2 separate regions of the Homo sapiens genome follow, and region 2 is linked to region 1. A link is an interaction called in ENCODE POLR2A ChIA-PET data of the cell type or tissue named here. Cell type or tissue: K562. All regions are shown on one strand. Each heading gives the region's core, and the rest is flanking DNA. Links, peaks and the distances in the headings are about the cores only.

Region 1 (12,814 bases), core at 2,379-10,378:
TGTAGAGACAGGGTTTTGCTATGTTGCCCAGACTAGTCTCAATTTCCTGGGCTTGAGTGATCTGCCCATCTCAGCCTCCCAAAGTGCTGGGATTACAGGCATGAGCCACAGTGCCTGGCATAAATTTTAAATATTCATAGGCATTTGAACATAAGCAATATATATTCCATATATTGTTATGGAATATCTAATATATTGTTATGGAACAATATAATCCATTTGTTGTATGTACATGTGTATGTGTGTGTGCTGAGATGTGTGAAGTCTTACTTCTTACTGTAGTTTTGGTGTAAAAAAAGTCCGTAGACTACTGCTTAAGGTAGCATGAGGGAGCAGCTTTTACCTTAGAGCATTTGGGTCTTTCCAGATGTGGTTCTTCTTCCAATGTCAATGGCTGTAGATTGTTTCAGCTCCATCCAGTATATATTGTTTACATAAAATATAAGGGAAAAGACCACTCATTATCAAATGATATTAATAGCTCTTTACTAATGTTAAAATAGAAGTATCTTCTATGCAATATTTAGAAGTGTCTTCTCTGCAATATTTAATATCTGACCTGATTTACTTTACAGTTGAGCAGCATTCCTAAAACTAAAAGACTAATTTTTTCAGGCTTTTTATGTTTACTTTTCTTCTTTCTTATTTGTTTTGCCAATTTATTATACTGTATGTATGTTTGAAGTATTTTGCCTTGAGATTATCTTTAGAATTTTCTTCCTTGCTGCTTATTGATTCTTTGTAGTACAGAATTATGAGAATTGTATATGATTTTCAATTCGGGATAATGAGTTTGAATTTGCTATTATCCCATTATCTCCTTTCCTTTGGAAGTGTGGTATTTTCAGTTTAGTACCTCAAAGATGTGTTGAGTTTCTAGCCCACCATTTGAGTATCTAGCAGTTACTTGATAAGCATTTATCAAATGAGGAAGCTGTTAGAAGATTGATGTAAAATATATTTGTATATAGATTTAAGACACTTTGAAGTTAATGTTTCTGACTTAGGTCTAAGAAAATTCTTTTGTTTAATTGGGGAGACTAAAATAAAAATGCATGATTAAAAGATGATGTGAAAGATTTTGTTTTTGAAACAAGATGCAGGGAAATAAGTTAAACCAAAAGAATATGGTAATGAGAAAAGGAGGCTGACTTGAGGGAAAGTGGGCCTGTGTGCTTGCATCGTAATGAGCCAGAGGGAGAGAAACTTGGTGGTGTCTGTTCATTTTGCTAAGTACTGCCCGTCTGTCTATGGGTAGCTTTATTACATTTGGGAGATTAGATTTTACATAAGAGAAGTTGAAATATGAAACATGGCATTATTGCTAAGCTGCTAATCTGCACTTATGCTACCTTTTTTAAAAAAAATATGGGGTCTTGCTATATTGTTGCCCAGACTGGAGTCCAGTGACTATTCACAGTGCACTATAGCCTCAAACCACTGGCTTCAAGCAGTCCTCCTGCCTCAGCCTCCCAAGTAGCTGGAACTACAAGTGTGTGCCACCATGCCTGGCTACTTTTTTAATTGAAAGAAGAATTTGTAAACATCTGTTAAAGAAAGCATTCATATTTTCTTGTAATGCTTGTTGTAACTGTTTTTTCAAAGGCAGAAGGCACAACATCTACTGAGGAGAATAGAAGGTTCTGGTTTCGATTGAGGGGTTTTTGGTGGTTTTGGCCCTGACCTGATCTTTCTCAGTGTTTAACCCCTGTGGTGCCTGGTAGGCAGTTTTTTGTATTCAGTTGTTCAGTCAACACAAACAATTCATACCAAGTAGTTTCTTAAGACTGTTTGGGCTCTGAGAGCATGGGAGTGCGGCAGGGTGTGTGTGAATGGAAGATAGAAAGGAAGGAAAAATAAAGTGCTTAGAACTCCAGAGGCAGGAGAAATTTGTTCTTCATGGAGGGGCTACTTTAGTGTGACCTTGTAGAATCAGAGGTATTTGGATAGGTGGAAATAAACCATGAGGATAAAAGCATACCAGGGAGAGGCAAAGGCCAAAATCTAGTATGTGGAAAGCAGGTAGTAAGCAGATCAGTAAGCATGTTCTTCAGGGAGTGTTGTGGGGGATTCAGATTGGAACAGTGGTTGTGCTGGATGATGAAAGGCCTTGGTAACTGACTGAGTTGAAACCTATTCCAAAGCAAGTGAAATAAATACAAAAATTGACCAGTATAAGAACAGGATTCAAGCTGAAGTATGATCTCATGGAACACTTGACTTTCCCCAGTCCCCAAAGTCAAGCAGTGACTACTTCAGCACAGTGTTTGTCAAATTGCAGGTTATCACTTATTTGAGAGTTTTAAAATTGATTCAGTGGGTTGAGCCCATTTCATTTTAGATGAGAAAAAAAATACTACAAAGTAAATAATATCATCTACCAGACTAGTAAGGATAGATACTACTTAGAGAAACTTCCATTTGCTGTGTGTATGTATATACACACACACACACACACACACACATATGTATGTGTGCTGAGTTGTGTAAAGTCTTCTTACTGTAGTTTTGGTGTAAAAAAGTCTGTAGACTACTGCTTAAGGTGGCATGAGGGCAGCTTTTACCTTAGAGCATTTGGGTCTTTCCAGATGGCTGTCTCTGGTTCTTCCAGTGTCAGTGGCTATAGCTTGTTTCACTCTGCCCACTTGACTGCTTTGTGCTTTAGCTGGCCCCTTCTGTGTTACCCAACTCTTGGACCCCATGGTGGTCTGCACTAGCAGCACATGTTTTCATTTTTCCAGCTTTCCTTTTGCTGTTTGTGGGCTTTTTCTTAACCCGGAACCATCTCTTTAGCTCTATTCAAAGGCATCCTAAACTGAAGGTTCTTCCCACAATTGATCCTGATGTATATTATTTTGAATAGAGTCTCTTATCACTTCTTTTCTATCAGTGTTTTTCATTGCATTTTTGTATGTTTTTTGACCTGAAGTACATTTAGAGGTTTCAAATTACTAGTTAGTTCTTAATATTTTCTTCCTTGATGGTTAGTCACCCTTGTAATTTTATGAGAGGGATAAAGCTGCAGACTTCTTAAAATATGGGTTAAAAATAAAGAGGAGGATATCTAAAGTTGTTTTTAGGATTGAAAAAATAAATTGTATTATATACTGAGAAATAAAAGTTGAGATTTGTCTAGCAGATTAGAAATTTGCGGGCAGATTGACTGTGACATCTTAAATTCAGAAGTATATTTGTTTTGAAATAATATACATGTAAGTTTTTAGAAGCCATGTAAGCCAGTCCATTTCACCAGAAATAGAAGAAGGGAAAATAGAAAACAGCCAAATGATGAATGGAGCCAGGCTGCCAAGCTCTAACTTGAGAAGATGAAGTGAGATCTGTTTTGCAAACACAGCCTACTCATGGTATAATTCTTTTTCTGGAATTCTCAGTATTTTAGTATTTTTTTAAAAATACTCATTGTTAATTATTTTTTGAAGCTGTATTGATATATACTTACCGTTATTTATTTCATAAGATACCCTGATATTTCTTAGCCACAGACTAACAGTTTCTGAAGGCCAGTTTCTTAAGACCCAATGTGTAGAAATCTCTGTTCTGCAAGTAAGAAGGAGCATTGGTTGTTGGGCAGTTCGAACTTTCCCCATAGTTTCTTCTGGAGGAAATTCATATATGCTTAAGTTTCCCTTATTGATAAATATAAAAAACTTTTGGCGTTGGACTCTAAGGCAGATACCAAGCAGGTGATTCTAAAGCTTTTCTTTGTACTTTAGTGTGATTTTAGTATTATTTTGGAATTCGAGGTTAGCTAGGTTATGGTGCATTGTTGAGGAAGAATAGATTGGATAGTGTATTAAGCTGTTAAATAATGTATATGTTTAACAGTTCTCTGGAAAAATACATATGTATATAAAGTTTATATATTATAAATTTGTGTATTATAAATTTTACTGCTATGTAAGGATGAGTACAAACAATAACAGGGTTTCTGAGCAGGAGTTTTTTTCTTTCTCTTTTGAAAAGGGTGCCAAAAATACTGACTAGCTGAAATAAAAGAGGGAGTACAATACTGGGATACAGAGGCCTGGTGGGATCAGAGAAACATCGAAAAAAGTGCCTTTGTTTAAGGCTCATTCCTTTGTAGGTGTTAGATTTATCCCTACTGGCTGCCAGTTCTTCTTTGCCCGTCGCTGTCCTTCAGGCTTGCTTTCCTGGTTCCTTCCCATCTGCCTCAGAATGTGTTCATCCCTTACCTCCCCTCTCACATGACAAAATTAAGACAAAACTTTTTTTTTTTTTTGGATACGAAGTCTCGCTCTGTTGCCCAGGCTGGAGTGCAATGGTGCCATCATGGCTTACTGCATTTTCCGCTTCCCGGGTTCAAGCAATTCTCTTGTCTCAGCCTCCTGAGTATCTGGGATTACAGGCGTGCACCACCACACCCAGCTAATTTTTTTTTTTTTTTTTTTTTTTTTAGTAGAGGCAGGGTTTTACCATTTTGGTCAGGCTGGTCTCAAACTCTTGACCTTAGGTGATCCACCCACCTCGGCCTCGCAAAATGTTGGGATTACAGGCGTGAGCCACTGCGCCCGGCCAACAAAACTTTTTAACTGGACTTCCCTTGGGTCCCTTTGCTATTCCCATCTAGTCTCCCACCCCTTCCTCCTCTCCCCAGCAGCGAGGCCCTGGTCCCATTCACCACTCCCACTGCTCTGCTTGTGCAGCTGCTTACTTAGCAGCCCTGCCTTTGATTGCTTGATTTGTTTTGAATCTTAGGATGGTGAAATGATGCATGAAACCACCCAGGGTTTTCACAGACCAGGGCTGTGACTGGCCAGAGAGGACTCTGGTGCTGTCTTTTTGAACTTCATTTTCTTTGTAGCGTTCTCCCCTGATTACTGCTGCCTCTGTCTTCAGAGTTCCTACTACTCTCCTTAAAACTGGAGCTGAAGGATAGACAAAAATTCCTTTCCCTAAGGTAAGAGAAATGTCTTAGAATTATAAAAGTACTTAAGTTGATTTTTAGATCTTATGTTAGAATCTTTGAGTTCTTTCCCATTCAGTATCCTATCCGAGGTTGCCCCCAAAATACCTCATTAGCTTTTTAGACTCTTTAGCCTTTGATTCCATCTAGATCAAGTGCCGTCAGAGGAGGTCTTCTGGAGAAAACAGTGGGCAGTGAGTGTGGCTGATGAGTCATCCTGGGGCAGACAGAACAATGCCCCTGTGGAGTGTCTCATTATTGACTGATAGCTGCCCAGTCACTGCTGCCTACTTGGACTTTGGTTTATTGTACCGCATGCAATACTTTTACTGGAACTTTTAAATTATCCCTTCAGTTTATGTTGAGGCTCTTGTCAGAAACAGCTGTGTGAAATTCCTTACTTTATTTTATGCATTGTTATCATATGAGTGTATTATCTGTGACCCAGTAAATAAATAACTAGTAAAAAAAATACTTTTTTATGTGTAAAATGTTACGACTATGGAATTGTGTAAAATCTTTATATACATTTTTAAAGATTAGTAAAATGAATACTTACATACCCATGACACAGATTAAAAAAATAAATAAATTATCAGAGCTTTCATACCCTTAAAATTCCTTCTTAATGCATTCTCTTTCCTTCCCTCAACCCTCAGAGGAAATGGCATCCTAACTTTTGGACCAATGTTTTCCTTGTTTTTCTTTATGATTATGCCACTCATGTGTATATATTAAATATGGTGTGTTTAGTTTTGAAAAACTGAGTATCAGGCACAAACCTAGCTGCTTAAGGGGAGGACACTATTGCCCTTGTTAGATGAAAGTTCCCAGAAGAAGAGAATTTCTGAGTCATGGTCTTTAGGTTCCCTGAGGGAACTTTCTGAGGCTGTCAGGAGCACAGCTGAGCTAGGGGAGGGAGCTGAGCTGCCAGGTATTGGAGTGGCTGGTTAAAGCGACAAGGCAAAAGTGAGAATTAAGCCTTTAATCATTTACTGTAATGGTATAAGTGAGATGTGACGATCAGGATGTCTCACCCCCATCAAAAGGGAACAAAAGGCTCCTGCAGTTTATGGTTCTTGAGGTGGTGGGGCAAAGGAGAAGGGCCAGGAGCCAAAGAGTGCAGAGTCTGAGTCAGAGTGGGGAGCAACCTCTTCAAGGAGCCCCTCTCTGCCAGCAGAGAATGGGACCAGGAAATAAAGGTGCCTGGGCTAGGAAGGCAAATATAAGAAGAGCTTTATCACCCAGAAATGGCTGAGTCATTGACTGCAACTCCCCTGAGAGACTACAGTACGCTGGCTCTGCACCAAGCCTGGTGTGTGAAGGTCTTCTTTTCCCTGTGAGGCCTGCCAGGCAAAGCCTTGCATATGGCCAGGCCTGAGAAATCCCATATAGATTTTCAACCAGGAGCCTGATTCCTAAAGACATCAGTAGGCAAGGTCATGAGCTAGTCCTGGGATAAATGTGGGACTCAGTTGGTAGGGACATCTGGCAGAAATGTAGTAGCCAGGTACTGAATATCCAGCAGAAATATCATGAGGGGAAGAGCTGTTCCCTCTTTCTAAATTCACCACTGTTTACCCTGGCTCTCTGGAGCATATCAAAGCAGAACAACTTCTGTGAGTGACATAAGTGTCTTTAACTGATGCCAGCAGTAAAGCATTTGGAGCCAAGATAAAATACAGACAAGAATCTGGTCCAGGCTCATCCAGGCTCACACAAATAAAATGTGGAGATTTTGGGCATGAGTCAGTAAGTACTTGGTTCTGGACTGGCTACCTTCCATGGTTTGTGTACATCTGTCCTCTTGGCATCTCATTGGGATTTCCTTGACTGCTCTCCCCTGTTGGATCTCCTGTGCCCTTATCCTGTTTGTTCTTCTTTCTTGGTTTATTTTCTCACTTTGGTAGACTTCATCTTCTAGTAAGTAGGTCTTGAGAGTAGATAGCTGGGAGGTAAACATTTATGAAACTTTGCATATTTGAAAATGTCTTTATTTGCTTTCGTATTTGGTTCACTGTTTGGCCAAGTATTGAACTCTAGACTTGAAAACATTGTCGGTTGCTTCAGATGGTGCCATTCAGATGTTCCGAAGTTATTTGGGTTTCTAAACCTTTGTATGTGACCTTTGCTTCCCCTTCCTCTCTCTGGAAGATTGTAGAATATCTTCTTTGTCTCTATGGTTCTGAAATTTCAGAGCAATACCATCTCAGTGTAGATCTGCTTTCATGTGTTCTCTTAGACACTTGATGGGTTGTTTCAGTCTTGTAACTCATGCCTTTGATTTCTGGGAATTTTCTTGAATTATTTCTATACTTATTTCATTCCCTTTGTTTTCTGATTCAGAACTTTTATTGTTTGGATGTTCATAGTTCCCAGTCCTCTAATTTTATTTTATTTTCTTTTTTTCCCCCCATTTTTAAGCTCTTTGGCTTTGTTTTACATTCTAGAACATTTTATCAGCCTTATTTTTTCCAGCTGTTCTAATGAGTTTTTATTTTTCATTGTCATGCTTTTAATTTCCAAGTAGTTTTGTTTGTTCTATAAACATTCCTTTCTAAAAAATAGTATTTTATTTTTGTTTCATGGATTCAACACATTTTCTCTCTAAGGGTATTAATGATGTTTTTACCCTCCCAGAATAATCTTGGCATCTTCTAGCTTGTGTTTTTTTGTTTGTTTGTTTGTTTGTTTTGAGCCGGAGTCTCACTCTGTTACCAGGCTGGAGTGCAATCGCATGATCTCGGCTCACTGCAACCTTCGCCCCCTGGGTTCAAGCAATTTTCTCTTGCCTCAGCCTCCCAAGTAGCTGGGACTACAGGCACGCGCCACCACGCCCAGCCAATTTTTGTATTTTTTAGTTGAGATGGGGTTTCACCATGTTGGCCAGGATTGTCTCAATCTCTTGACCTGGTGATCCACTCGCCTCAGCCTCACAAAGTGCTGGGATTACAGGTCTGAGCCACCGTGCCCAGCCTAGCTTGTTTTTTTAAACATCTTTTGGTCTCTACCTTCCATGTTAGGTGCTTTCCTTAGATGTCTGGCAAACTTAGGCTGTCATGATTAAGGCTAGAAGACCGAAAAAAGCTGTATAGAAGCTCTAAATTGTGGGTGGAATCTATTAAGGTTGAGTTCTTATATAATTTGAATAAATGATGTGAGCAGAACTTAGAGTGACTGCCAGTTCTTTGGTTTGCCTTTAGATGTAAAAGAAAATATAAAGTAACAGAGGTCTTTTAGGGTTGTAAAAGGGAGGTGCAGTGTTTTATTAGGTTAACTAAAATGGAAGATTATAGACAATTTTTAAAGAAGTGATTGAGTAGAGGGGAGAACACCTAAATGAGTTTAAGAGACTCTGTCTTCTATGTGAGAATGGAATAAGGTAGTGTTTGCAAAGGACCCAGAAGAATGCTTGCCTTCCAAAATATTTTTTGATTGAATAAATTCATAATTAATAAAATATTGAAAGAAAAACTTAGCTTATGGTTGCCATATATGAAAGGCACAATAAAAATATATTATCTATCACATAAGCTTTACTAGCATTTACCAATTTAGGAAGTATTTTTCCAGTGGACTCATTCTGAAGCTTTCCCTCTGCAGATTCCAATCTTTCTTGAAGACTGTTGTTGATTGGAGAAATTCAGTATGTGTAAAATGCTTATGTGTGAGACTGTAGTCTAAGCTCTTTACAATCAGAAACTCATTTAATCCATATGGTTACCAGATGAGATAGGTAAACCACTTTATAGATGAGGAAACTGAGATACAAGGATATTAAATAGCTTGCCAAGGTCACAGGGCTAGTCATTGGCAGAGTAGGGATTTGAGTACTGACAATGGCTCCAAAGTGTGTGCTCTACTGTCTTTTTTTTTTTTTTTGAGATGGAGTCTTGCTCTGTCGCCCAGGCTGGACTGCAGTGGTATGATCTAGGCTCACTGCAAGCTCCGCCTCCCGGGTTTACTTATGCTATTCTCCTGCCTCAGCCTCCCGAGTAGCTGGGACTACAGGTGCCCGCCACCAATCCCAGCTAATTTTTTGTATTTTTAGTAGAGGCGGGGTTTCACCATGTTAGCCAGGATGGTCTCGATCTCCTGACCTCGTGATCTACCTGCCTTGGCCTCCCAGAGTGCTGGGATTACAGGCGTGAGCCACAACGCCTGGCCTACTGTCTTTGAGAATACATTTAAAGTGTTCTTTCCACAGCAATTAAATTGTCTGCAGCTTTAGTTAATTTTTGTTTAAAGATCCTGCATAATGAAGAAAAAAGTGTTTATTCCATTTCCAAAGTGAGTATTTATATTTCATAAAAAGTTTTACTTAAAATGTTAAAATGTTTTAAAGATACACGACACTAAGAAGGATCTAGACTTTCCGTTCTCTTTTCTGTTCTCATGTTCCAGAATATTACTGTTCTGTAATAATTCATTTCTGAAGGATTCTGAAGTCCCAGGATTTTGCTCTTCTTCAGCTGATATTTCTGTATGCATTGTTTTGGTTTGATAGGTGGAAGTTTACTCTTTCTAATATTGTCATTTTTCAGGATCCTATTTTGCTCCATTTTTAGCTGTCATACATGTAATTTTATAATTATTCTAATAGTTTCCTCAGTTAATTTTACTTAGACTCATTTATTGAACTAACGACACATTGGAGGGAAAGGTAACATACAGCGTGTTGGGTGGCGGTTTCTTAAATGTCTGCTTTTGCGATTACACATTTCCCCGACTCCTCATTCTCCAGGTAAGATGACTGTAACTCCATACCTTCGCATGGTCTGGTAGTTTGTAGTTGGTAATTTCAGTATGGAAAATTTCTCTTTTTTTTTGGAAGGTTCTTCTTTAATGTTTTCAAGCCAAGGTTAAAATATACTGTATTATTTCTTTTGGTGGTGAATACAAACATCTATTTTAATGTTATCTGGAACATTTTTATGATTTCTTCCTTATAAGTATTTTTTGACAAATATCAAGAGGTCTCCAAATAAGTAATTGAACAAATTTCTTTCTATTAATGTGCTCTACAATGGGTATATTACTTATTAGTATGTTTTTAAACTGAATTTTCACTGCTTTATATATACATGCATATCTTTTGGCATTATTCAACTTTTTATCATCAAGTACGTCAGTGGTCCCTTGCCCCATCTGTCTTCCCCACCCCATCTATCCCTTTGTCTAGGGAAAGCCACTTTCAGATCTTTGAAATCTCAGCAATTCTGATACGTAAAACAATAGTCCACAGTTACGTTATTATGACTGTAAAAATATTGCTTACTGCTGAATTAAGTAGTATAAATAATTGTTTATTTGGTAACTTAAAATTTTTCCTGTAGTTAATTATTGCTAATATTTTGTTTTCCTTGGTGTTCTGTATGCTGATTAATTGCTCTCCAGATCTACAACTGAACTGTAAACGCTTATTTTATACTTTGTCAAATGTATAAAATCCATTATTTCAATTCTCCCACTCCTATCCCCTGGGGCCTCCCTCCTGGAGCCTCTGTCTCTGGTTCCATCCTAGACCCGTCCTTCCCTGGGCTTCCGTATAGCGATTCCCTGGGAGTTTTGTTTACCACCATCCTGAGAATTCCCCTTTCCTCTCTGGCATTGGATTCATTGTGTTTTGGACCCCAGGTTGGTCTCTTTCTGGTCTGTTTCATCCTTTCGAGGATTATATCCTCAGGTAATTTCCAAGAGAGTCACAGAGATAGTTTTAAAATACATTTGTCTGGCATGTTTGAACATTTCCTTTTTTATTTTTGTACTAAATTACTGGTTTGCCTGGTTGTTGATTTTTATTTTTCCTCAGACTTTTAAAGGCTTTGTTCGACTGTATTCTAAGATGGAGTGTAGCTTTTCAAAAGTCTGGTGCTGTTCTACCATTAGTTCCTTTTGTGTGTGGTTAGTTGTTTTCCTCTGGCAGCTTTTGGGTTCATCTTTCTCTCTTTAGTCCCCAAAAAGTTCATGATGTGGTAGATATTTCATCCTTCTCATCGCATACTTTGTGTGCTCTATCTGGGCACTTACTTCACTTTGGAGGAAAACTTTTTTTAGTATTATTTCCCTAATGACTTTCTCTTCTCCATTTTTTTTTTCCTGTTTTCTTGAAAGTTATTGATATTGGACTTCTTGAAGTCGAATTTTCTCAGGGTTTTTCTCCCTTATTTTATTTTTACATTTTATTGTCATTTCTGTTAGTTTCCAACCTAAAGAATCTTGAGTTTGAAAATTTCTCTGCCTGTTGCATTGTCTTTGTTACCTCTAGGTCCCCCTTCAATTTGTATTAGTTTCTATTTTTCACATTGGAAGCTTCCATCCCCAACAGCCTGCTGATTCCTAGCTTGACATTTGTATCTAAGAATGAGGAGCTGGTTGGAAGATTGCAAAGTGGATGGGTCTTAACTGACTAGTGGCTTTTATTACAGCATGATGAGACTGTAAACTGCTTTGTTTAGGGAGACTCAGGCTCCTTTCATGTTGTTGCTTTTTAGTTTACCAGCCTCAGCTGCTTCTGCCTGTGGCCAGAGTCCGGGAGACATATCTGATTCTTCACGTCAGTGCAGAAGTGACACCCAGTGCCATTGACTACTCCTCCCCCTCACCCCTGGTCATATGCAGACACTTATGCGTGAGGGCTGAGCACACACTTTCTGAGGCAGGGTCAGTGTTCCCTTTTCCTTACTTCATCCCCTCTCTGGCGATGAGGTCGCTTTTTGAACAGAACTTTTAAATGATCTTTTTCATGAACTTCTCTACATTTAATGTGGGCTGCCCAGAGTCCCTGTGGCCCCTCTGTTGATCTGTTCCTGATCTTCTCCCCCACTTTTGAATATTTGCCCTTGTCTCTACCCAGTTCTCCATTGTTTCTGAGCTTTTGTGAGAAAAGCCTGGATGTCCTTTTGTAGACATAAGTAGTCAGCAGAAAATCCCTTTTCTTCCACATAAGGAACTGGCTAGTCAGAGGACAATACTTCATCTTCCAATTTTCTGTTCTCTGTTATCTTCTTTGGTCATTGGAGATTCAGAGTGGTTTCTTTGATACCTGAGAGATTTTTTTTAAGCTGCTTTATTTCTAGATATGTTCCAGAAGCCCTGAGGGCCTGGATGATTAGTCTGTATGTCAAAGCCCTTTTTAATTTTGCTTGATGTCCCCCTTTACATCTGGAGTGAATAGTCATCATTAACACAGTTAATCTTTCTACCTTCTCTTCCCATGATCCAACCAAGTTGCCTATGAGGTATTCTTAGGCTCTGTAGCAGAATGGAATAGTGTTTTGTATTAATTTTCCACTCTTCCACTGCCCTCCACCTGTTTTAAGGAAAAGTTGAATTTCTTAAATTTTATGCCAGTTTTGCTTCCATTGTTTTACATGATATTTTCTTATTATTTATTTTCAAAAAATCAAGCATTTACTGCTTATACAGCCTGGATTTTTGGCTAAAAACACGTCTTAAATAGGCTGTGAATTCTACCATCTCAAACTTTTCCAGCTACATTTTTTTTTTAATGTACTATTAACTTGGCCTGCTAACACATCTTTAATCAAATCCATTTGGTCTAACAGTTGTATATGAATATTTAAAAGATAAGTATTTTTATTTAATATGCATAAATTGATGAAAGTTATTGGTTGGCAGTATTGGCATCTTTTCTCCAAAACCTTCCCCTTTTTATGCCTTCACTCTCTCAGCAAATGACACTTCTGTCTACTCTAATGCCCAGTCTGACCTCTAAGAGATAGCCATGACTTTCCTCTTTCCTCTGTAATCCAAGGAGTCACAAAATCCTATTATTACTGTCCTGCTTCAGAGTATCTCTGGCGTCCTTCCACTTCTCTGCCAGCCCATCCCCCTGGGATGACTCTG
Region 2 (12,814 bases), core at 1,550-9,549, 50 kb after region 1:
CATATGTTTGTTGGCCACATAAATGTCTTCTTTTGAGAAGTGTCTGTTCGTATCCTTCGCCCACTTTTTGATGGGGTTGTTTGTTTTTTTCTTGTAAATTTGTTTAAGTCCCTTGTATATTCTGGATATTGGGGCTATGTTCTGTAATATATGAAGAGAGCTGTTAAGGAAAATAATGAAAGCCCAATAGACAGATGGGCAGTTGGAATAAGCAGTTCACACATACACACAAGACAACATAACCAGCAAATAGAATAAAAGGTGCTGTGTCTCATCTACTATTAAAAGAATGGAAAAGTGAAACAATGAGGTAACATTTTTTCCCCACTGGATTGGCAGATATTTAAAAGAATAATACAGTGTTGCCAGAATATATATCCATAGGAACTCTCCTGCCCAGTTGGTGGGAAAGGGAATTGGCACAATCTTTTTGTAGGCCAATTTGTCAATATTTGTATTGAATTTAAAAATGTGGATATCCTTGATCCATCAGTTTCACTTCTAGTAATTTATTCATAAATGTACTGACATGTACATAAGGTATACACATAAGGATGTCTATCATAGCAGTGTTTTTATTAGGAAGATCCAAACAAAACAAAATAGAAGTGGAAAGCTCTTAAGTGTTTTGCAGTATTCGGAGGACTAGTTAAATTAGGGTACATCTGTGGAATAGAATACTTTTTCCAGTTCTTAAGCAGAATGTATTAGATTGGCTTGCATGCATATGGAAAGCTCTTTGAAACATATTACGAATAAAAGCAAGAAATAGTATAGCTTGTGGGGTAAGTGTCCGTTTGTGTTTTAACAAAATATATAAACTAGAATTTATACATGTTGTCTGGAAGGATGCACAGGAAACTGTTGATGGTTATCTCTGGGAGCTTGAAGTGTGGGATGGATAATGGGCTGTTTTAATCTTATAGTCCCTTTTGAACAGTTTGAATTCTGTTTATTATGGGCATGTACAATTTTCACAATAAAAAACAAAGGTTTTTTGTTTTATGTGCATTACTTATATTTTTTTCTTGGATTTTTTCCAGATTTCTCTTGCACTTTGTTTTGTTGTGATGTTTGGGAACTCAATGTTATTATTATGCTGCTTCTTTGGTAATTATTTGGGTAAATATTCCTTACTTATTTGGCTGTTTTTGAAATTAATGGTTTAACAATTTCTTCTTCACTGGCTTAGGATTCATGAGGGTTTTCTGTAGGAACCATCTTAAGTGTCTTACTTAATATTCTAGATGTGATGGTGTTTAAGTACTCACTTTTAAAACAGGAAAAAAAAAACAATGAAAAATTAGTATCATTTCAGAAAGATTTATATGCTTTCTTCTCCCTTCCTCCTTTCCATTTTTATCCTACTCCTGCTCCACTTTTTGAACCCCTTTCCTCAAACTGCAGTCTTACAACAGCCTCCCCTCTTCATTCCACAGTGATCAGAAGATCAAGGCCTTGGTTACTTAGGGTTTTTGTTTTGTTTTGTTTTGTTTTGTTTTTTGCCCCTTGTCTACTTGTATGGACTTATTCAGAAGGTTTAAGTAAGGTGATGATTCAATTTTATATTGCTAAATCACTACCAAGAACAGCTTTAGCTTATGGAGAGATTATTTTACAGAATTAGAACAAATTGATGGAAGGTCATCTAATTCCTTCTGCTACATTTGGCAGGATGACTTTTTTTTGTTGTTGTTGTTGTTGTGTTTTTTTTTTTTTTTTTTAAAGATGGAGTTTCGCTCTCATTGCCTACACTGGAGTGCAATGGCGCAATCTCGGCTCACTCTGCCTCCCAGGTTCAAGTGACTCTCCTGCCTCAGCCTTCTGAGTAGCTGGGATTACAAGCATATGCCACCATGCCCGGCTAATTTTGTATTATTAGTAGAGACGGGGTTTTTCCATGTTGGTCAGGCTGGTCTCGAACTCGCGGCCTCAGGTGATCTGCCTACCTTGGCCTCCCAAAGTGCTGGGATTACAGGTGTGAGCCACTGCGCCCAGCTGGCAGGATGACTTTGTAAGTCTAAAAGTCTTCTGAAATTTAAAGACTGCCTTTTTTTTTGGTGGGTTTCCATTAAAATGTTTTGCAAACTTGTTATTCCTTATGTTTAAAGTGCATGTGCTTTAGTTTCCCGATGACTTTAAAAGCACATTGCACTGTCGTAATTGGAATGTATTCTACTTCTTGAGTAATTAAGTTACTCAGATCATTTGGGGTTTCTTAATTTCTAGAAGCCATTACATTTGAAACCTCCATTTTTATTATTTTACAAATAATATTTATTTAAAAACGCATTTCTTAAAAATATGCCTCTTCCCAGTCTGGGCCACCACCCTTTTCAGGTTGTACCTTGGGTATACTTAGCTACAGAAATTAGCAATTAGCATGATGCTGTATTTTTCAGCAACAACAACAAGAAAAATCATAACTTCGGGATTAATAAGTGTAGTTCTTCAGTTCTGTGTCAAAGTGACAAAGTACTCAGTTGTATATATTACATATGTACTTTGTCATGTACTGCTATCACCCAGGATAAAGTACATGAATCTTGGTACTATGGACAAGGAAACCACTGAATCAAATATTACATATAAATAAAATCTAATTTAAGTGCCTTTTGTAGGAAATTTCTCTTCAGTTCTGTATGTCAGGTATGCTGCCAGATGCTTCACACTGAGGTGCGTCTTAGATATGAATTAAGCATATTTATGTATATTCCATATATTTTGGTGTATAAAAATAAATGATAACAGGGAGTACAGCATGTTTGTGCATATTTAACTATAAACATATTTGCATATATTTATAATTAATCACTTTGAAACCTGAATTGTATCACATTTTGTATTCTCAGTTATTCAGAAACTTCCAAAAAGATTTAATTTGGTTTCAAGTATTTATGTTGTGATCTCTAATCATATTTTTGCGATGTTTGAAGTAGTTTTAGCTCCCCAAGGGTAATACAGTTTGGGAGCGTTACTACCTGAAAATACTTAAGATTTGACAAGAGAAGTATTTAGTTGATCCATTAACATTTCATTTGTTGTTTACCCTAAGAGTCAGTAATTTTTAGCTAAAGGAAAATCTTATGCCTGTATGCAATTCTGAAAATGTTATATACCTCATGGCTCAGAGATAAATCAGATATGTCAAATCAGTGATAGACATTTACATATGGTGATTCCTTTTTCAACTTTAAAAAGTCACGCTTTCACCTAATTGACTTTGGATAATAGGGCTATACCTTGAAGTCACTGACTATAGACATGAGCATGTGGATGGTATGTGGAAAGTTGACTGTTTGCTCAATTTTAGATACTTGAGAATCTTATCATTTAGAAGAATTTTTTGGTACTTGAATTTATGTCTGTAAGTATTAACTGTGTATACTATGTTATTTTTCTCTACTCAGGGTATTCTGGCAATGAAACCACATTTCCTGAAAATAAATGTATCTGAACTTAGTTTATGGGTGAGAATCAATCTATTTTAATGCTTATGTTTTTTCTTCTCTAAAATATATCATTGGTTTTATGTTTTACTTTTAAGAAAATGATCTATGTAACTCAGGGGATCCAACAGTTTTATAGTATTTTAGGGCTCAGTTTTAATGTACCAAATTGCCCTTTTTATGAAACAAGTTAAAGTTAATCCTGGGTATGTAGTTTAAAAATTCCAGTTTTATTTATTACTCATGTTTCATCTGAGAAACAGTGCATGTATAAGAAACTGTTAAAGGGAATTTAACTGCAGTGGTTGTGTAAATCTTCTATAAAATATATTAATTTTGATAAGATTGTATGATTATATTTTTATTTTTAGTTACTGTCCCTTGATTTTGAGCAACATGCTTGATTTTAAATTGAGATGCATTTTCTAGCATTTTCTCTTGTAGATAGTAATATGTATTTCATGTATGATTAAAGCATTTATTTTTTTCTTCCTAGCCTATGTCTGTGGAATATGAAGCATCAAAGTTATTTTTGTTTTCTTTTTTTAGGTTATTCAAGGATGTTTTTGGTTATTTGGAACTGTCATACTTAAATACTTGACATCTAAAATTTTTGGTATTGCAGATGACGTAAGTGCATTTTTTGCTTAAACTTGAAAGACTTGAAAAGAATCTAATAAGCTAAGAATAAATTGAGTTATTCAAGTATCACTATTAAATGAAATTCTAGGATGAAGTCTGTTCACCTATTATTTTATGTATTTAATATAATAGAAAGTAAATGTAATTGTATATAGATTTTTGTTCTCCAAAATTAGTTTCTTAAAACAATCTCTTATTTTATTGGTCCTTCTATATCACTAAAATTTTAAAATTTTAAAGCAGGAAAACTCTAGAGATTAAAGATCGAATTTTAAGGTCTATACAGTCGTTTTTCTCTAGCTTCTTTGTAACTGGTAAAGACACCATCTTTAGAGCCTTAACTGGAGATCGTATTATAGTCTCATTCTTTTTTCTCCCCAGTTTTCAAGTCATTACTTGTAAAAGGCTTTTATAAGCCTTTATAGATTATTTAATCTAAGTTAGTCTTATTTAAAGAAGATTTTTGTTTTTGGTATTAGAGTAGAAGGGAAGATAAAATGGAGAAGTCTGTCTTATAATTTTAAGGATTCTCCCTGTCCATAATTGCTTTGCCTATTTTATTTTGGTGTTTTAATCAGCACATCCTAAGTCAGGAGGCTATCAAAGATTTAATTTAAAAAAGCAGCACAAGAACCAACATGGAAAAAATAAACTACCTTTTTTCCTATAATTTATTTTTATTGGTGATTTTCTTCTTTCTGTACTAGATTAATGCTATGGTTTTGAAACTGGGTTATGTGAAGTCCTACGACTTCCCAGGACTCTTCCCTGAGGGCTGTCTACTCCCCTGTCTCCTAGCCTCTCTTTTACCCAGGGCAGTTTAACCTTAATCTCTTTCATATAGGTTTTAATAAGAACAAGGGTTGTTTTTGCTTAAAAGATTGAAAACACATGGACCATTAAATGGGTGGTCTACAATCTGTGGAAAGATTTTTAAAACTTTAAAACTATAGTTGAAAATGTATTCATTCATTCATTCATTCAGTACGTCCTGTGTGTCTGATAGTAGAAAGTATCCTAGAGATAGAAAACTGATTAAGGTATGGTCTAGCGGAAAATTCGGAAAATAGAAACAATTCTTAGCAGTTATAATACAGTGTAATAAAGGCTATGATAAAAAATGAAGTACAGAGTGCTGCAGGAATACACAGGAGGAGCATCAGGGAAGGATCCTGGAAGTCAGCTCTGAGGATGAGAGCTGAAAGGTGGGTGAGTCAGCCAGTATGCAGAGTGCGAGCAGGAAGACAAGTGAAATAACCCTAGTCCTGCATTTATGGAATCTGTTTTATTCACTGGGGAACATGAACCAGTTAAGGTATTAATTCAGGTTAAAGCGATTATTGTCATTTTCTGTCATAGCCTAAAATTATGCCAGGGCCAAAAAATGCTATAAGCTATGTTATTTGCAAATTAGAAATAACTTAGTTGTAACTTTAGTATTTTTAGAAATACGTAACTTTGATCAAGGGCATTGGCTCATAAATTCTTAATTTTGACATTGGTTAAAGGAAGAGAGTGGCAAGGCTACCCAGCCTTTCATTTCCTACTGAGTTCTCTACTTTTACTGATAGTGCCTCTGAGTGTAGGTTTTTAGCTGTCTGCCCCAAATCAGGTCAGCCTGCTCCAGTAGTAAAGGTTATTTTTATGACTAGTCATACTCCATCCTGCCCCCTTCAAAAGAACTATTTCACTAACAGTATGGGGGAGATGGGGGTGGTGCCGAGGTGGATGGGAGCAAACTAGGTAAAAATGCCACAGACTCCCACTGTTTTTACCCAGAGTTTCTCAGTTTTTTATGAATCAATGCTTCCCACGTTGTTGCTTCCTTTTGGTTAATTTCTAGAACCCTATATGAGTGTTTTTTTAAATAATTTTGTCCAACTTTAAAGTTGTTTTGGAGAATGGGAGATACCAGTTTCTTAACTCGGCCATATTTGGAAGTCGACACATTTTTTGATATATGAGTGTTGATCTAGCTTGTATCCTGGGATAAACCTCACCTGCTCAAATGTAGTATTTCTTTTCTATATTGCTGTATTTGGTTGGCTAATATTTTTAAGGATTTTCGTCTATTATTCATGAGGAATATTTGTTGTAGTTTTCTTTTCTCGTAATGATTTTGTCTGGTTTTGGTTTCAGGGTAATGTCATCTCCTAAAATTATTTGCAAGTGTTCTGTCTCCTGTTTTCAGAGAGATTTTTGTGTAGAATTGGTATTATCTCTTCCTTAAGTGTTTGGTAGAATTTGGCAGTGAAGCCCTCACGGCCTGGAGCTTTCTTTGTGGGTAGGTTTTTTATTACAAATTCAATTTCATTAGGAAGCTCTCCAGTTCATCTGGAGTGAACTTTGGTAGTTTATGTCCTTAGAGGAATTTTGCCCATTTTATATATGTCATCAAATGGATAATGCCTTTTGAATTTAGTCAGTTAAAATTCTTACTGGAATTTTTGTGTATATGCGTATTTGCGAAGTGATCTTTTGTTCTTTGGTTGACGTCTCCTTATTTGGATTTGGAATTAATATTGGTCTCCTATTAAGAGCTGTTGTGTCTGTTTGTTTTTGGTGTTCTTTTTTTTTTTATTTTTCCTACTTCCTGGCAACTTGGAAAAGATTTTTTTAAAAGTTTAATAACTCATCCATGTTAACCATCTCATTCTAGGGCTTTTTGGGAGGGAAAATACTTGATTTCTATTTCAGATATTTGAATGCTTTTTGTTCTATTCAAGTTTTCTATTTCTTTTTGTGCCAGTTTTGGTGTTTTATGATTTTCCAGAAATGTATCCATTTTACCTAGGTTTTACAATTTATTAGCAAATTGTGTAGCCTACTCTTCTTATTTTAATTATGTTGAGTCCATAGTTATTTCTCCCTTTTTCATTTGCTTTTTGTTTGCATCTTTTATTTCCTTCATTAGACTTGCTCTAGAGGTCTATTGTTTTAATATTTTTAAAGTTATACCTTTTTTTAGTCCTCTTTGGTTTTATTGTGTTTCTCTTTGTCACCAATTCCTGTCCTTATTCTCACTTCTTTTTGTTTCCTCTCTTCTGATACCCAAGGGAAATGCTTAGCTCTGTTGTTTTCACCTCTCTTATTTTCTGATCAATGCTTTTAAAGCTAAATTTTTCTTAGAAGTATATAGTACTTTTTAATGTATCTTACAAATTGTCTATTTGTGATTTTTTTAAAGGTTAAGTTTTATGATATTTAATTTCTAATCAAAATAATTTTTAAAGCAATTTCTAGTTATTTTCTGGGCGACAGAGTGAGACTGTGTCTCAAAAAAAAAAAAAAAAGTTAATGCTTAATTTTCCCCTTGAATCAAGTGGGCAAATAGAATGAATATGGTGGAAATGACAGTGTATGACTTCCAAGAGTAGGTCACAGGAGGCACTGCTTTCTCCTTGCTTTCTCTCTGAGATCTCTTTCTCTAGGAGAAGCCAGCTGTCATGTCATGATGACAGTCAAGTAGCCCTATGGAAAGTTCCATGTGATAAGGAACTGAGGCCTTCTCAGTTCTAGCACTAACTTGCCAGGCATGTGAATGAATCATCTTGGAAGTAGATTCTCCAGCCCTGGGCAAGCCTTCAGATGACTGCAGCTTCTGGCTGGCGCTTAAATGCAACCTCATTAGAGACCCTGAGCCAGAACCACCCAGCCAAGCCACTGCCAAATTCCTGACCCATAGGAACTGTCTGAGTTCATAAGTATCTGTTGTTTTAGGCTACTAAGATTTGGCATAATAGCAGTGGGTAACTAATTACAGATGCTGAATCTAGGGGAAATTTTGATGATAAGCAGGATATTTCTTGATCTCAAAGTGTTGTCCCACAGACTGTTAATTATCTCTAAGAAGGAAAAAAACAGTAATTGTACAGGGATGAATCAGGCAACAACCTTAACTGGTGATCAGTATTGACACTGGCCATCATATGCCTCCAGATGTGATACCCTGAAAAGGACACAATATCACCTAGTCAGTATACTGACTAGAGTCACCTTGTCAAGATGTGCACATCTTGAATCTAATCATAAGGAAACAGCAGACAGCCTCCACACAAGGAACATCTTAAAAGAAGAAAGAGGAATTTATTTTTCCAAAAAGTCTATGTCATAAAGGACAAAGGTTCTGGAAATTTTCTTTTTTTTTTTTTTTGTTTTTGTTTTTGTTTTTGTTTTTTGAGACAGAGTCTCACTGTGTCGCCCAGGCTGGAGTGCAGTGGTGCAATCTCGGCTCACTGCAACCTCCGCCTCCCGGGTTCACGCCATTCTCCTCCCTCAGCCTCCTGAGTAGCTGGGACTACAGGCACCCGCCACCACACCCAGCTAATTTTTTTGTGTTTTTAGTAGAGACGGGGTTTCACCATGTTAGCCAGGATGGTCTTGATCTCCTGACCTCGTTATCTGCCCGTCTCGGCCTCCCAAAGTGCTGGGATTACAGGCATGAGCCACTGTGCCAGGCCGAAATTTTCTTAATTAAAAGAGACTGACAGGCTGGGTGCAGTGGCTCATGCCTGTAATTCTAGCACTTTTGGAGGCCGAGGCTGGTGGACCACCTAAAGTCAGGAGTTCAAGACCAGCCTGGCCAACATGGCGAAACCCTGTCTCTACAAAAAAATACAAAAATTAGCTGGGCATGGTGGCACGCACCTGTAATCCCAGCTACTTGGGAGGCTGAGGCAGAAGAATTGCTTGACCTGGGAGGTGGAGGTTGCAGTGAGCCAAGATCACGCCACTGCACTCCAGCCTGGGCAACAGAGTGAGACTCTGTCTCAAAAATAAAATAAAATAAAATAAAAATAAATAAAATAAATAAAAAAATAATAAAATCTGACAATTGAATGCAATACCTGACCTAAAACTGGATCCTCTAATGGAGGGAAAAGAAATACTGTCAAGAACATTATTGGGGTCGGGCACAGTGGCTCCCATCTGTGATCCCAGCACTTTGAGAGGCCAAGGTGGATGGATTGCTTGAGTCCAAGAGTTCAAGACCAGCCTGGGCAACATGGCAAAACCCCATCTCTATAGAAAAAAAAAATTATTGGGTCAAGTCACAAAATTGGAATACAAATGGTAGAGAAAATAAAATGATTGAATTAGTTTACATTTACTGAATTTGATAACTGTACCATGGTACATAAGAGAATGTCATTTTCTTGGGAAATACACATTAAGTATTTAGGAGTAAAAGATGATGATGTTTATAATGTAGCCTCAAATAGTTCAGAAAAAAAGTGTGTGTGAGTGTGTGTTTGTGCAGGGGGAGATAGCGTGTACAAATAAGCAGTACAAATGTTAACAGGTGAATCTGGGTAAATGGTAATGGGTGTTCTTTTTATTATTTCCATCTTTGCAACTTATTTGTAAATTTGAAATTATTTCCAAATAAAAAGTTAAAAAAAATACAGCAAAAAAAGTTATATGAGATGGAAGAAAATAAGTGTGGGTAAATATGAAACAAGATCGGCCATACATTGATAATTATTGACACTGAGTGGTTTACTGTAGTATAAAAAGAAGTTTATTATGCTCTTTGACTACTATTGAATATATTTGAAATTTTTCATAATAGAAGAAGGTAAACAATAATGAGGGCATCTGAATTTGAAGATCGCTAATTGTATTTCCCAGCTCTAAAGCTCTATGGCCATTTGAGTGTGATGAATTATGTATGTTAGGTATGATCCTATTTTTTTTTTTTTTTGAGACAAGGTCTTGCTATGTTGCCCAGGCTGGCTTTGAACTCCTGACCTCAAGCAGCCCTCCTGCCTTGGAGGCCTTTTGAATAGCTGGGACTACAGGCTTACACCACTGTGCCCAGTGGTTAGCACATTTCCTGGCACATAGTATAGTAATTGTTCAATATATGTTAGTAATAACTTATTATTGGATGAGTGAATGAAACAAAAAGATTAATTTTCACTGATGGTTAGAAGATGGAGCATTATCGGTAAGGAATTTGACCTGCATAACTACTCTCATTATTGTCATGAGGTGTTACAAGAGGTTCACAGAGGGGGGTACGGAAAGAACAACCTCTTTATAATTTTTTGGGTGGACTCCTATGTATTGAGTAATATATATTTCTCTCTTTTTTTTTTTGAGACGGAGTCTCACTCTGTTGCCCAGGCTGGAGTGCAGTGGCGCGATCTTGGCTCACTGCAAGCTCCGCCTCCCGGGTTCACACCATTCTCCTGCCTCAGCCTCCTGAGTAGCTGGGACTACAGGCATCTGCCACCACACCCAGCTAATTTTTTTGTGTTTTTAGTAGAGACGGGGTTTCACCGTGTTAGCCAGGATGGTCTCGATCTCTTGACCTCGTTTTCTGCCCGCCTCGGCCTCCCAAAGTGCTGGGATTACAGGCATGAGCCACCGCGCCTGGCCTATATTTCTCTTTTTTAAACAGAATGTAACAGAGTCATTTTTTTACCAGAAATTAACACATACAGAGAATAACATATAATATCCCAGGAAAAGTAGAAGACATTTCTCTGTTGTAAGCAGAATGTAACAGAGTCATTTTTTTACCAGAAATTAACACATGTAGAGAATAACATATAATATCCACAGGAAAAGTAGAAGACATAAAATTAGAACCTTTCCCATTGTTAAACAAAGGCTCTGTGGAATCAAACCTGAATTTTTTAAGAAAAAATTGTGGTAGGCCGGGCACAATGGCTGGTGCCTATAATCTTAGCACTTTGGGAGGCTGAGGTGGGAGGATCATTTGAACCCAGGAGTTCAAGACCAGCCTGGGCAACACAGTGACACCTCATCTCTCCAAAAAAAAAAAAAAAAAAAGTATGGAGGTGCCGGCCTGTGGTCCCATCTACTGGGGAGGCTGAGGCAAGAGGACTGCTTGAGCCCCAGAGGTCAAGGCTGCAGTGAGCCATGATCACACTGCTGCACTTCAGCCTAGGCAACAGAGTGAGACCTTGTCTCAAAAAAGAAAAAATTGTGGTAAAATACACATAACATAAAATTTACAATCTTAACCATTTTAAAGCGTACGATTTGTTGATATTAGTACCTCCACAGTGTTGTGTAACCATCACCACGATCCATTTCCAGAACTTTTTTATCTTCCCAGCTGGAAATTCTGTACCCATTAAACACTAACTTCCCATTCTGGCTCCCTCTACCTCCTGGTAACCAGCATTCTATTTTCTGTCTCTGAGAATTTGACTACTCTGGTTGCCACATAGGAGTGGAATTGAGGTAGGAGGCAGGACTCGACTCCAGAGACAGGGCTCATGCTCCAGACCAGATTGAAGACTAGCTGAAACAGGGAAGAGGCGAAAGCACCTTTCCATAAGACAGACCCATTGTCAGCTTACCATTGCCATGAAAACACCTGGAAGTTACCACCCATTTCCATGGCATGAGCCAATGACCCAGAAGTTAATCTATTTCTAGAAATTTCTGCATAATCTGCCCCTTAATTTGCGTATAATTAAAAGTGGGTATGAATATGACTGCAGACCTGCCTCTGAGCTGTTACTCTGGGCACACAGCCTATGGGGGTAGCCCCGCCCCACAAGGAGCAGTGCCTCTGCTACTGCTGCTGTGCACTGCCACTTCAATAAAAGTTGCTGACACCGCCAGCTCACCCTTGAATTCTCTCTTGGGCAAAGCCAAGAACCTTAGTCCTGGGGCAAGCCCCAATTTTGGGGCTCACCTGCTCTACATCAGAATCAGATATAATAGTGTTTGTCTTTTTGTGACTTGCTTATTTCATGAAATACGTCTTCAAGCTTCATTGATGTTGTAGCATGGGTCAGAATTTCCCTCTCATATGGATACACCACATCGTGTTTATCCATTCATTTGTCAATGGCTGCTTAGGTTATTTCCATCCTTTGGCTTCTATGGAAAATGCTTCTGTGAACGTGGGTGTACAGATCTCTCTTCAAGCCCCCGCTTTCAATTTCAAGCCTGGATTTTTACATATGTTGGAGAAAGAAAGTTATGTTTTAAGTTCCTCTTCCCATCTAGCATTTAGGGGTTTTTTGTTTGTTTGTTTTTTGAGACAGTCTTGCTGTGTCACCCAGGCTGGAGTACAGTGGCATGATCTCGGCTCACTGCAACCTCTGCCTCCCGGGTTCAAACAATTTTTCTGCCTCAGCCTCCCGAGTACCTGGGACTACAGGCGCACGCCACTACAGCCAGCTAATTTTTATATTTTAGTAGAGACGGGGTTTCGCCATGTTGGCCAGGCTGGTCTTGAACTCCTGACCTCAGGTGATCCGCCCGTCTAGGCCTACCAAAGTGCTGGGATTACAGGCATGAGCCACCACACCTGGCCAGATTTCGTTTTTATTTGATGTTTTAATTGGCTTTTAAGGGGATAGTGATTATGCTTTTCTTGGTAAAATACCAACATGAATAGTCTTGACCTGTTTGTAATAGCCAAGCTTCAGTTTAGTTTCCAATGTGTTCCTTCATGTGCAATGCTCCTCACATGACTATTTGTAAGTAATTTCTGCTGGAGGGAGTTGATAATAGAAACCTTGTTTTTGGTTTTGGATGTTGGGTGAACACAGAGAAAACACACTGAGGTTGGTCAAGTTCATGAGAAAGGGCACATGAGCCCAGATTCTCTTCAGTAACAAAGTCCTCTTCTTTGAGGGCTGAGACCTGTTATTTTCTCAAGTGAGCCCAGCTTTGCTCATGCTCACATTTGATTTTCCCCATGCACTCCAGCACGATAGCGCTTCTTGTCT

Evidence for each region. Peaks named below come from ENCODE experiments on the same cell type or tissue, not always from the same donor. Only the 100,000 strongest peaks of a DNase experiment are listed, where the experiment ranks them.
Region 2: POLR2A ChIA-PET joins it to region 1 with 5 read pairs; 2 of 35 experiments call an interaction of 5 or more read pairs at or near these places.

What each region holds. Positions count from the first base shown.
Region 1 is chr7:32,662,714-32,675,527 of GRCh38, reverse strand. It overlaps the pseudogene DPY19L1P1. Among named protein-coding and RNA genes, the nearest start is that of MIR550A2, 64 kb to the left of the region's middle. In K562, for the core only: no CTCF peak of the experiment used is centred there; DNase peaks (open chromatin) are centred at 5,177 and 6,217.
Region 2 is chr7:32,611,669-32,624,482 of GRCh38, reverse strand. It overlaps the pseudogene DPY19L1P1. Among named protein-coding and RNA genes, the nearest start is that of MIR550A2, 110 kb to the left of the region's middle. In K562, for the core only: no CTCF peak of the experiment used is centred there; DNase peaks (open chromatin) are centred at 5,762 and 7,562.